Linked DNA regions of Homo sapiens: region 2 is linked to region 1. Evidence: chromatin contacts called from ENCODE Hi-C data. All regions are on one chromosome and are shown on one strand. Each heading gives the region's core, a stretch centred on a gene start or an enhancer-like site at or near the end of the contact. The rest is flanking DNA. Distances are from core to core; before and after follow the strand shown. Region 1 holds the start of LY86 (lymphocyte antigen 86). Region 2 overlaps ADTRP (androgen dependent TFPI regulating protein).

The links. A loop is a pair of places that touch in the nucleus more often than their neighbours do. Pooled maps may share reads with other maps.
Region 2: a map with no recorded cell type shows a loop between it and region 1 (35-fold over the local background). The contact joins the enhancer-like site here to the promoter of LY86 in region 1. A Hi-C loop is called at or near these places in 2 of 37 single-sample maps with no recorded cell type and 2 of 50 pooled maps.

The regions. Positions count from the first base shown.
Region 1 is chr6:6,585,187-6,590,687 of GRCh38, forward strand. LY86 (lymphocyte antigen 86) reads left to right here and starts at 3,534. Exons shown (of 5, transcript NM_004271.4): 1 at 3,534-3,684. The coding sequence starts at 3,549. The region is part of intron 1 of LY86-AS1 (LY86 antisense RNA 1); the gene reads right to left. RefSeq lists enhancers at 1-6, 1,831-1,920, 1,931-2,060.
Region 2 is chr6:11,729,362-11,734,604 of GRCh38, forward strand. The region is part of intron 4 of ADTRP (androgen dependent TFPI regulating protein); the gene reads right to left. It overlaps LOC124901258 (a long non-coding RNA gene), which reads left to right. Exons shown (of 2, transcript XR_007059452.1): 2 at 697-1,886. Among named protein-coding and RNA genes, the nearest start is that of ADTRP, 47 kb to the right of the region's middle. RefSeq lists enhancers at 173-342, 2,727-3,026, 3,307-3,396 and a cis regulatory region at 258. Within about 2 kb of position 2,935, at least 17 of the 41 ENCODE cell types and tissues checked have a DNase peak (open chromatin) inside an H3K27ac peak, as active enhancers do.

The DNA.
Region 1 (5,501 bases), core at 2,284-4,783:
CTTGCTTACATACATAGCTGGACTCCTGCCCCCAGAGTCTCACATTTGATTCTTTAAGTCTCTCCTCAAACAAACATTTTCTCCTTAAGAACGGCTTTAGGGATGGTCATCTTGATAAGAATATTTTTACTCTGCAAGAAAAGAAAGGCACCGTCCTCAAGAAGACCTCTATGAAAGGAAAGCAAGGGTGGGTGCAGTGGCTCACGTCTGTAATCCCAGCACTTTGGGAGGCTGAGGTGGGTGAATCACCTGAGGTCAGGAGTTCAAGACTAGCCTGGCCAACACGGCAAAACCCTGTCTCTACTAAAAATACAAAAATTAGCTGGACATGGTGGTACACGTCTATAATCCCAGCTGCTTGGGAGGCTGAGGCAGGAGAATCACTTGAACCCGGGAGGCAGAGGTTGCAGTGAGCTGAAATCATGCCACTGCACTCCAGCCTGGGTGACAGAGTGAGACTTCGTCTCAAAAAAATAAAATAAAATTATATATATATATATATGAAGGAGAGCAGTGTGAGACATGGAAGAAGAGGAGGATTGTCCAAAAAGTAGAAAAGAAATCTGAATGAGACCAGAGCACAGCTTCTTCAGCTACAGCCTGCTAAGAGATTAGAAGTCAGCATCAAAGCCTGACAGTATGTGTGTGTTTGGTTACCATTACGTAGACATAACCATATTTTAAATAACTACCATAAACCGATTCTAATTTTATTCTATAATTAGGGAATAGGACATTCTCAAAGAACACTCTGGCTGTCTTTATAAAGGTTCTAGTTAAAGAACTCCAGACATCATTATGGGTTGATTTCTGAACTAGACGGCCATAACTAATGATTTCAATCAAATCCCATTTTCAGTAGGCAGAACTAGTAAGTAGAATTCCTTAGAGAATGTGGCTTACTCTTAATCCTATATGGGTATGTTATATATGTGTTATATAAAATGCCATCTGTCATAAAACAAAACATTTTATTAAGAAGATTTTTTTTAATTGTACATTCTGCAAATGATCAAATTCTGTAAGCTAAACCAGAGGTCCTCAGAATGTGGCCCCAGATCAACAACACTGGCATCACCTGGGAACATGTTAGAAACACAGGTTCTCAGGCCTCACCAGACACACAGGAGCAGAAACTCTGGGGTGGGGTCCAGCAATCTGCATGTTAACAAGCCCCCCAGCTGACGCTGATGCCCTGAAGACCACTCTAGCCTGAAGACCAATGTCCTAGGGTCACCATGATCACAAGGTTCCTGATTGGTCCATTTGGAATATTTCTAAATGCTAGTGCGATCCCTGAATTATGATTCCTTTCATTTCCAGGTCTTTTGATTCTCAAGAATCTGTACCCCTGTCTTCAGATGACACTGTTTCTGCAATAAAGCCAATGTTTGTGGCCCTGCCCAAACTCATATGTTGAAATCCTAAGCCTCAAGGTGATGGTATTAGGAGGAAAGGCCTTTGGGAGGTGATTAGGTCATAAGAATGGAGCTCTCATACATGGGATTAGTGCCTTTATAAAAGAGGCCTAAGAGAAACCCTTCGCCCCTTCCACCATGTGAGGGCACAGCCAGAAGGCACCATTTGTGAACCAGAGGCCCCTCACCAGACACTGAATCTTCTAGCACCTTAATCTCCAACTTTGGACCTCCACCCTCCAAAATGGTGAGAAATAAATGCTTGTCATTTAAGCCACCCAGTCTAAGGTATTTGTTATGGCAGCCAGAACATACTAAGACCATTTCCCTGCCACAGCTGCCCACAGCTCTCTGCTAGGTTTTCTGCTCCCTGCCCTGCACTCCTGGACTCCTCCTCCAGTGTCAATCATGACGCACTTTGCAGGGAAGGAAGTTCTCACCCTCAATTGCTCTCCTCACTCACATATGTTCAGAGCTCTCTTTACAACTGCTGGAGCACTCACATATCCCAAGGGAAAGCTTCTGTGTTCCATCCTGGACCTTCTAGGGGCTACCACGCTTCCACCAGGGCCGCTGCTCTCACCATAAGCTTCAGACTCTCATCTCCCGAGATCTTGCTCACAGCGCAGCTGCCTTCCGCTCACACAGGCCAGAGGGGCCACCTTGTCTCTTCTTAGAGCAACTTCCCACCACTCCCTTGGGGCTCAACCTTCGCTTTATGTTCTGTAAAAGCCAGCAGTTCTCAAACTTGAGACTGCATCAGGCACACCTGGAGGGCTTGTGAAAATCCAGAATGGTGAGTCCCGCCCCCCAGAGTTTCTGATTTAATAGGTCTTGAGTAGCCCAGAATTTGCATCTCTAACAAGCCCCCAGTGGAAGCTGAGGCTGTCATCTTCCCAGGCCGCACTTTGAGAACTGCTGTTGAAAGCCATCATCACTGAACTTATTTGCAGAGGTACCTAAAAATAATCAATCCACAACTGTTCCTTCTCCAAATGACCACTCTCTGATGTCTATCAAGAAATCCAAATTATTTACCAATTAATTTATTGGTAATTATGTTCCACCTATTTCAAAAAAAGTTTTGAGCTAACTCTAATTTTTGCTTAGCCATCAGCAGAAATAGTAAATTTACCTAGTGCATTCAGAAAAATGCTGTTCCTCCCAGGGAAAATAGTGTTTTCTATTGCTCCTGAAATCTGCTGACCTTGGCACTGACTCTGGTCCTCTTACATTAAGGTGAAGCTGGGGCGGGGTTGAGGAATCAAGACTGAGAAACCTTGCTGTCCTGCAGCAGAATAGAGATACATGGAAGAAGGAAGACAGAATCTTGGCTTTGAAGAGAAAGTGAGATGTGATGTCAATGATCCCACTAACACCAAAACCAGCAAACCAGCCTCCTTAAGGGTGGCCCCACCTCCCCACCCTTCCTACTTTTTCTACCAAGCCAAACCCAGAAATAGAACACGGCTCACTTCTCAGGGCTATTGCCTCTGCCTCATCTCCAGAGACCACATCTGCAGCTCCCAAAACAAGGTCTGTTCTGCAGCTGGACAATTCACTGCTAAAATCCCAAACCTAAGAGCAGAGCCAAAGCCAGAGGAGAGGAAAGTGACAATAGGGCCAAAGCCTCATTCCAGATTCCAAATGTCATTCTGTAGCCCTCGTGCTATCAACTGCTGCCTGCTGGCTGCAGCCAGGTCCCTGGGTCCATACACAGCCTGCATCAAGAGCCTGCAGAGACTCGGGGGCTGGAGATGGGAAACAGATGGTGGCCTGCGCTTTGTCTTTCCCAAGTTTACAGCCTCACCTGGGGGTGGAGGCTGTTCTGAGGGGCCCCCAAGAGGTAAGTTCACGCATCACTACTGACCCTCTCCCTGTGAAAGCAGAAAGTCAGCACGCATCCTACCCCAGACCAGACCAGCCACACCTGTAGATTCAAGGTCCTGGGGGAACAGTATTCAAATGCCTCTGCTCTCAGCCTTTTACTTCTGACTGTGGTTCCCAGCGAGTCTAAAATTTGAGAAGTGAAACTGAACATCCAACTGCCTTGGTGAGGGGAGAGGAAGAAATTTTACAGGCTTTTTATTGGCCGGTTATTTTTCTGTGTGTCCCATACAGGCCCCCACCATGAAGGGTTTCACAGCCACTCTCTTCCTCTGGACTCTGATTTTTCCCAGCTGCAGTGGAGGCGGCGGTGGGAAAGCCTGGCCCACACACGTGGTCTGTAGCGACAGCGGCTTGGAAGTGCTCTACCAGAGTTGCGGTAAGCCCTTGCAGTACACCCATGTGTGTTTATGGGGAAAGCAAGGCCCACAGATGTGAGCCGCTAGTGCTCAGTTGGAGTTGGGGTGGGAGGGGAGAGGGGACCAGCAGCTGAACACTTTCTCCACCTGCAGCAGGTCTGGGAGGGCCACTGGGAGCTTTTGGAAGAAGGAGCGGTGGGGCCAGGACTGGGAGCGGAAGAGAATGGCAGAACAACAAAGAGTACAAGAAAGAGAAATTGAATCTAAATATAGCCATTTACTAACACCACAGAACCCAAAAAAGAACAAAATGATCAGTGAGTCTACCAAATCATCAAACCTCACCAGCTGAAAATTAGGAAAAGCAGCTTCCAGTAGGCCCTTCCTCAACACCGTACACCTGGGCTACCTTTCCATCTGATGTACTTTGCAAGTGAAGTGAAAAGATCACTTCTGCCCAAAGAGAAGATTCCTGTCCCTCTCTGGACACTTTCAGAGCTTTCACTGCAGCAGTAGCTCTCATGAATTCAGCAAGCACTTCGCATGCAGCTATCAATGCCAGGGTTTCTCAGTGCTAGAGATAATAAAAGTGCATATGCCAGGCCTGTCACCCCAGCGGGCCAACCCAATACGCCAACAGATAATTGCAATTCAGTGAAGAGAATGCAGTGAACTGTGGTAAGAAGTGTCAGAACCAACCAATCGGGCTGTGTCTTAGTCAGCTAGGGCTGCCATAACAAACCACCACAGGCTGGGGACTTAAATAACAGATTTATTTCCTCACAGCTCTGGAAGCTGGGCTGGTTTCTCCTGAGACCTCTCTTCTTTGCTTCTAGGTGGCATCTTCTCCCTGTCTCCTCATGTGCTCTTCCCTCTGTGTACATCTGTGTCCTCATCTCCTCTTCTTATAAGTACACAATCATATCAGATTAGGGCCCACCTCCATGGCCTCACTTTAGCTTAATCAGCTCTTTAAAGACCCTATCTCCAGCAGGGCATGATGGCTCACACCTGTAATCCCAGCACTTTGGGAGGCTGAGGAGGGTGAACCACTTGAGGTCAAGCATTCAAGACCAGCCTGACCAACATGGAAAAACCCTGTTTCTACTAAAAATATAAAATTAGCTGGGCATGGTGGCACGCGCCTGTAATCCCAGCTACTTGGGAGGCTGAGGCAGAATTGCTTGAACCCAGGAGGTGGAGGTTGCAGTGAGCCAAGATCGTGCCATTGTACTCCAGCCTGGGCAAGAGGAGCGAAACTCTGTCTTAAAAAAAAAAAAAAAAAAAAAAAAGACCCTATCTCCACATACAGTCACATTCTAAGATACCGTAGTCCCCCCCCAGTCTGCTAGGAATACGTTCCAAGACTCCCAGTGGATGCCTGAAATCATAGATCGTTTTGAACCCTACATATACTATGGTTTTTGGACCCAATAAATGAGACAGCTACTAAGTGACGGACAGGCCGGTAGTAGAGACAACATGGATATTCTAGACAATTCGTGTTCCTGGTGGGCTGGGCAGCACGAGATTTCATCATGCTACTCAGGAGGATGCTCAATGTCAAACTAATGAATTATTTCTGGAATTTTCTATTTAATATTTTTGGACTGCAGTTGGCTGAGAGTAACCGAAACCTTGGAAAGTGAAATCTTGGATAAGGGGGCTGTACTGTACTGGGGGTTGGGACTTCAATACATAAATTTGAGGGGATGCAATTCATCCCATACAGGGCTCCCAAGTGGGGAGCAACTCAGGAGCCCAGCCTCAGGATCACATCTGCTGTTAGAGGGACTGGCTTGTGCAAACGCATGGCATTGTGATATCTGCCACTTTG
Region 2 (5,243 bases), core at 1,685-4,184, 5.1 Mb after region 1:
GTTGCCCAACCCCTCCCTGAGACACCCCCTTCCAGTTTGAAGCCTCTCTGCCTTCAGGGCCCATGGTTTTCTAACTTCCTGCCCTTCTACTACCTGGTAATTCCTTGCTACCTTTGCTGCTCCTTCCCCCTCCTGTCCCTGAGAGGAGGGCCTTTCCCTGGTGTTTGCTTCTTACTTATCTTCCCTCTCTCCTCTCTCTCTTTCCAGCAATCTTGTCACTCCACGAGGGTTCAACTAGCTGCATCTCCTCAGCCCCATCTTTCTTGAGACTGCAGGGTCTGAATTTCTGAATGGAAATTCCTCCAGGCAGGTGATTCTCAATCTTGTCTCAAAATTAGAATTGACTTGAGGGCCTTAAAAATTCCAATGCTGAGGGCATATCCTGAACCAATTAAACCAGAGTATTTTTGAAATGAGACCTAGATATGGGATATTAAACTGACTGTTTTACTTATACCCAAGACGATTACTTTCACAATTCATTTTCATCTATCAATGGAATCACCATTTTTCTTGTCTACTAACTTAAAATTTTTAGAATTATCCTAATTTTTCCTTTTCATTTGTGTGGTACATGTCAATCAATCCATAAAACCTATTCTGTTGTTTCAACAATGTGTCTCAGGCATGTCTCTCATTTCTGATTCTACAGTTTTACTCTCTTCATGCCGTTATTATTTCTGATTTCTGTTACAGGCATTTTGGTTGAATAAGAACTAAGGTTTGAACAGGAAAGATGAGAAGAGCAGGAGATGAGATACCCTCTCCTCTCCTAGTCCTCCACCTCCATCCCTCTTCAGTTTGGATCCTGGCTGGGCTGGACCCCGCATGTTGACAACAAGGATGTGTTGTGTGGCATCTTTTTAATTAATTTTCATATATGAATTTACAGGTAGGGTAAGGATTTCTTCTGTGGAAAATGGTGCTGAGATTCCAATCCCTGCTGAGTTGAGGTTATAAAGCTATGGTTGACCTGGATGATCTCAGTTGAAGGTCATATTTTGGAAACGGTAACAGTGGCTCTGGTAGGGAGTTCACAACATGGTTGGTTCTGAGCAGGACCAACCATGTGTTAGGGAAAATATTTATTCAATAGAAAAATGAATAAAAACCAGAAAGAGAAGAAGAGAATTGCTGATTCTGGAAATGGCAAGGTGGCTGGTCCTGGAACTCAGCTTAGTCCACCCCTTGGCAGTTTTTAATGTATTCTCAGGGTAAGATGTGTACATGTATTTGTAAATGAGGCATGAATTTAAAGAACTGTTACTTCTGGGAACCCAGGAAGCTTTGCTGAGGGATCTTACCCTGGAGAGCACAGTATAAAAGAAAGTAATTCTCTCTCTTGCCTCATAGCAACTACTTTGGGGAAGGGACTTTACAAACATCTGCCCCAAGGCTGGGTGACAGCTGCATATCTGTGCAGTGTTTGTACGGGGCATGCAATACTTTACACACTAGCAGGGACACCTGCAGCATCAGTAGGTTTCTGGTCTACCAAGAGCAGTGTGATGATGCACTCCAGGCCAGCTGGGGTGGTTGCTGTGGCGAGTAACATTGTTAATTCTACCAACACAGGGGGCTGATGGGTAAATGACACTGTTGGCATCAGCAGTGGGCATGGTGTGCTAACCCTTAACACTGTGCCAGGTGGGGATGTTGGACCCAGTGGGGATTACAGTTTTGCTATCTGTGTGTAAGAACAATGCTCAGAACAGTGTGCAGCATGGGTTGTGCAGTGCACGACAGGGGCATGTGTGAGCACTCAGCAGATTATTGGAACTCCTTGGAAAACTGGACCAAGACCTCCAAGGCAGAAGGGTGCTTGGGGATATCACTGGAACTGTGAAATAACCATACATAAAAACTAAGACATTGTGATCAAAGTACATAATGTGCTGGCTAGTTTTTATTTTTATATTGGTTTATATTTTATTTTGTTTCCCATCTCTTGTCACTCCAACTTATTTGAAGCACTATTGTCAAGAATGACATTTTAAAGCATAATTTGCTGGCCAAGTTACAAATACTGCTCACCCTTGCTTCCACTCCAAACAAACAAACAAACAACAGCAACAACAAATGCTCCCATTTTCTATACTATGTCCAACATCCTCTAGTCTGCCATCTGCAAGCCTTCATGAGTGGGTAGTTCCAGGGATATTTCTCATTAGTCTCTTTCACAAACAGGTCCAGCAAAGAGAATTACTGACCCTTGCTCTCACGCTTTCTGCACTCTCCTGGCCTTGGGACTGTGCTCCTTTTGTTTACCTTCTCTCATTTTTTCTAGCTCCAATCCTGCCGGTCCTTCAGGGCTCAGATCCAATGCATGCCTTCCACAGTGCCCTTCCCACACCGCTCAGCTGGATGCAAACTCTTCCTTTTCTGTGGCTCCTTGTGTTTTTTTTATGAGGTTTTACCACTTTCCATCTTCTGCACTTATAATTTGTATGCATGGGTCATCTCCACTTATTAAGGATAAACCCCCTGCAGGCTGAAGCTTGGCCTGATATAACATTGCTTTTCTGGGCAGGACCAACCATGTGTTAGGGAAAATATTTATTCAATAAAAGAAAGAATAAAAACCAGCAGAAGGAACATTTCTATTTTTTTGCTCCTCACCACTGCCTCAGGGAGAACTAGGTGAGGTGTTTTGGGGTAGGAGAGAAGGGAGAAATAAGTGAGCTACCATATTTAAAGGTGACTAATGCTTTCCAAAGGAAATGAAAGCTTTGCAGTCATTACTATTTTGCAAAGCTTTATTTTCCCACTTAGGGGAGAGCTCTTCAATTTTGCAATCTGAAAAATAACTAAAAGCAACCACCACATGTAAGGCGGTCCCCACGGTCTCAGGAACTATTTTTAGGTCATTTGAACATGGTTTCGGCGGTGAAATGCTTCTCCAGCTCAGCTTCAGTGCCGTTTTCCTGACTCATGTTCGTTTCTCACGCTCCCTCTGGCCCGAGCCCATGCTCTTTACCTCATTCGTGTTATGCCATTTCCCCATTTGACTGTCCAAACTGGCACATCTGACAGTGGGCCCATAGCCACTTCCCTAAAACGTCTCCATGGGTGTCTGCAGTTTGTAGAACTTCATGGCCATCTGTGGCTGTGAGGAGCCAGGGGCCCTGGAAACTGCGTAAGGGTGGGGTTGGCAGGCACCAAAGAGTCTGAGCTCCTCTAACCAGGGCGTGAGCAGAAATAGAGATGCTTCCATCAACAGGATCACATCAAACACCCTCCTTTAAGTGTCTATATTTGATTTGTTCTAGCAAAAATGGGGCTTAGTGGACCAAATACCAACTTAGCATTTTTCATGAAGGACGAAATCCCAAACCACCTCAGCTCCCCACTGGGCACTGGGGCTCACCCAGTCACGTTCCTGCTGGTGACAGGTCTCCATCCCTTCCCTCCACTCCCTTCATTACCAGTACTTTAATGTCTAATCCAAGCACATAGAGCTGGGAACAACACGTGAAAGATTTCAAAGTGCAGAGCTAGGTCAAGCTTTGTGCATGCCCATCCATCCAGCATTTAGCTGAATGGTTTTGCACACACTGGGAATTGAACAAATACCTGGCCATGTAAACACAGTGGAAAGACAACTGGATTTGGAGAGAGGAGACCTCAGTTTTAGTTGGCTCAAGTACCAGCTTTGCATCTCTACCCCACCTCTGCCATATGACCATGGGCATGTCATCTACCCTACTGGAGATTTAGTTTTCCAATGCTAAGTCATCTCTAAGTCACCTCCCATTGTTCACACTCTCTGATTTTATTTGTGGATTGACTGATGTTATCATCAGTTGGCTAACATCAACTCCCCTGAGTTACCAGCAATGCCACCAACTGGTCTACCTGTCTTGTTCCTCTTCAGTCTAATGTCCACACTTCAGCCAGAATCATCTTTCTAATCAGCTTTCTTACATAAACCACATCATTTCATTCCTCTGATTATAACACTTTTCTACAGAAAAGCACTTGGTTTAAAAGTCCAAACGCACTAATGTGGATTTACGACCTGGCTTTACCCTGTCCTCCAATTCAGCCATACCCTCAGCTCCTCCAGCCCTTTGCAGATGCTGTTTTTTCTGCCTGAAGGTCTTTTCCATGTCTCTTTTGACCTATTCTTATTCATTCCTTGGGCCTCAGCTTAGACAGTGCTTCCCTTTAAGAAGCCAGTCCTGCACATCTCTCTGTGTGCCCATAGCATCCTGGGCTTATGCCTATTACAGTCCTATCACCCTGTCTCCCACTGTCTGTTATGCTCCTCTTTCCCGGACAGCCTCTAAAGGTAGCAGGTTTCCTGAACTTCACTGTATCCTCCATATTTTAGCACAGTGCCTGGCGCTGGTGAACCACTGAATGGATAACGATGCACTTGTACCTGGCTCCCATCCTGTGGCATTTCTTTCTCCAACATCCTAATTACCTGCATCATGGGGACACCCGCCCAGGTACTGACAAACCAACCTCCTGGCCTCTACTACTCATTTTTATAGCCACTACAATTTTCCCCAATAACAGCAGTGGCCTTAGGTGCTTTTCATCTTCTTCATCCCCAAAAAGGAAAAGAAAAACAAGGGTCAGATATGTGAACTGAAAATCAACTTACAAGTCCTTAGGTAGAAGACATTAGTAAGTAAAAGGTAATAACATATATATGAACTACCAGATTTACACTTGGCAATAAAAGAGTAAGTTAAAGACCACCAAAAAAAATACAGCATACAAATTCATGTGTATAATCAGCTAGATTCCACTTTGCTTCTCTTCAACACATGCAAGAACAACAACAACAAAATCTTTATGTGTCTATACTCTTACCCCAATCCAGGTCCCAGATACTCTGTCTTTAGGGATATATTCCTTTGTATTAAGCCAGATATGGCAAACACATAGCATATATCTTACCACTGTCCATTGTCATGCTATTGAAAGTCATTGCCAAATAATCACACAACTTTTTCTTGGTAATGCCTCAGAATCCTTTTCAACAGAGTGCTCCAGACATCAACTATCAGTAGGACCCAAGCTTAAGCCTCGTTCTCTGAAATTCCCTTTGTTAAAATGTAAAGGCTTCAGAGGCTGAAGAACAATATAGAGCACTGGAGTCTGGGGGTAGATTTATTGAGCAAGTGCTTTCTTTAAGATGGGAGAAGAAAGATTTGGGTACTCAGGGAAAGAGGGGCACAGAAAGGTGGGAGGGGTAGACACCACAAAAGGGAAGGAAGGGCTAGGGAGAA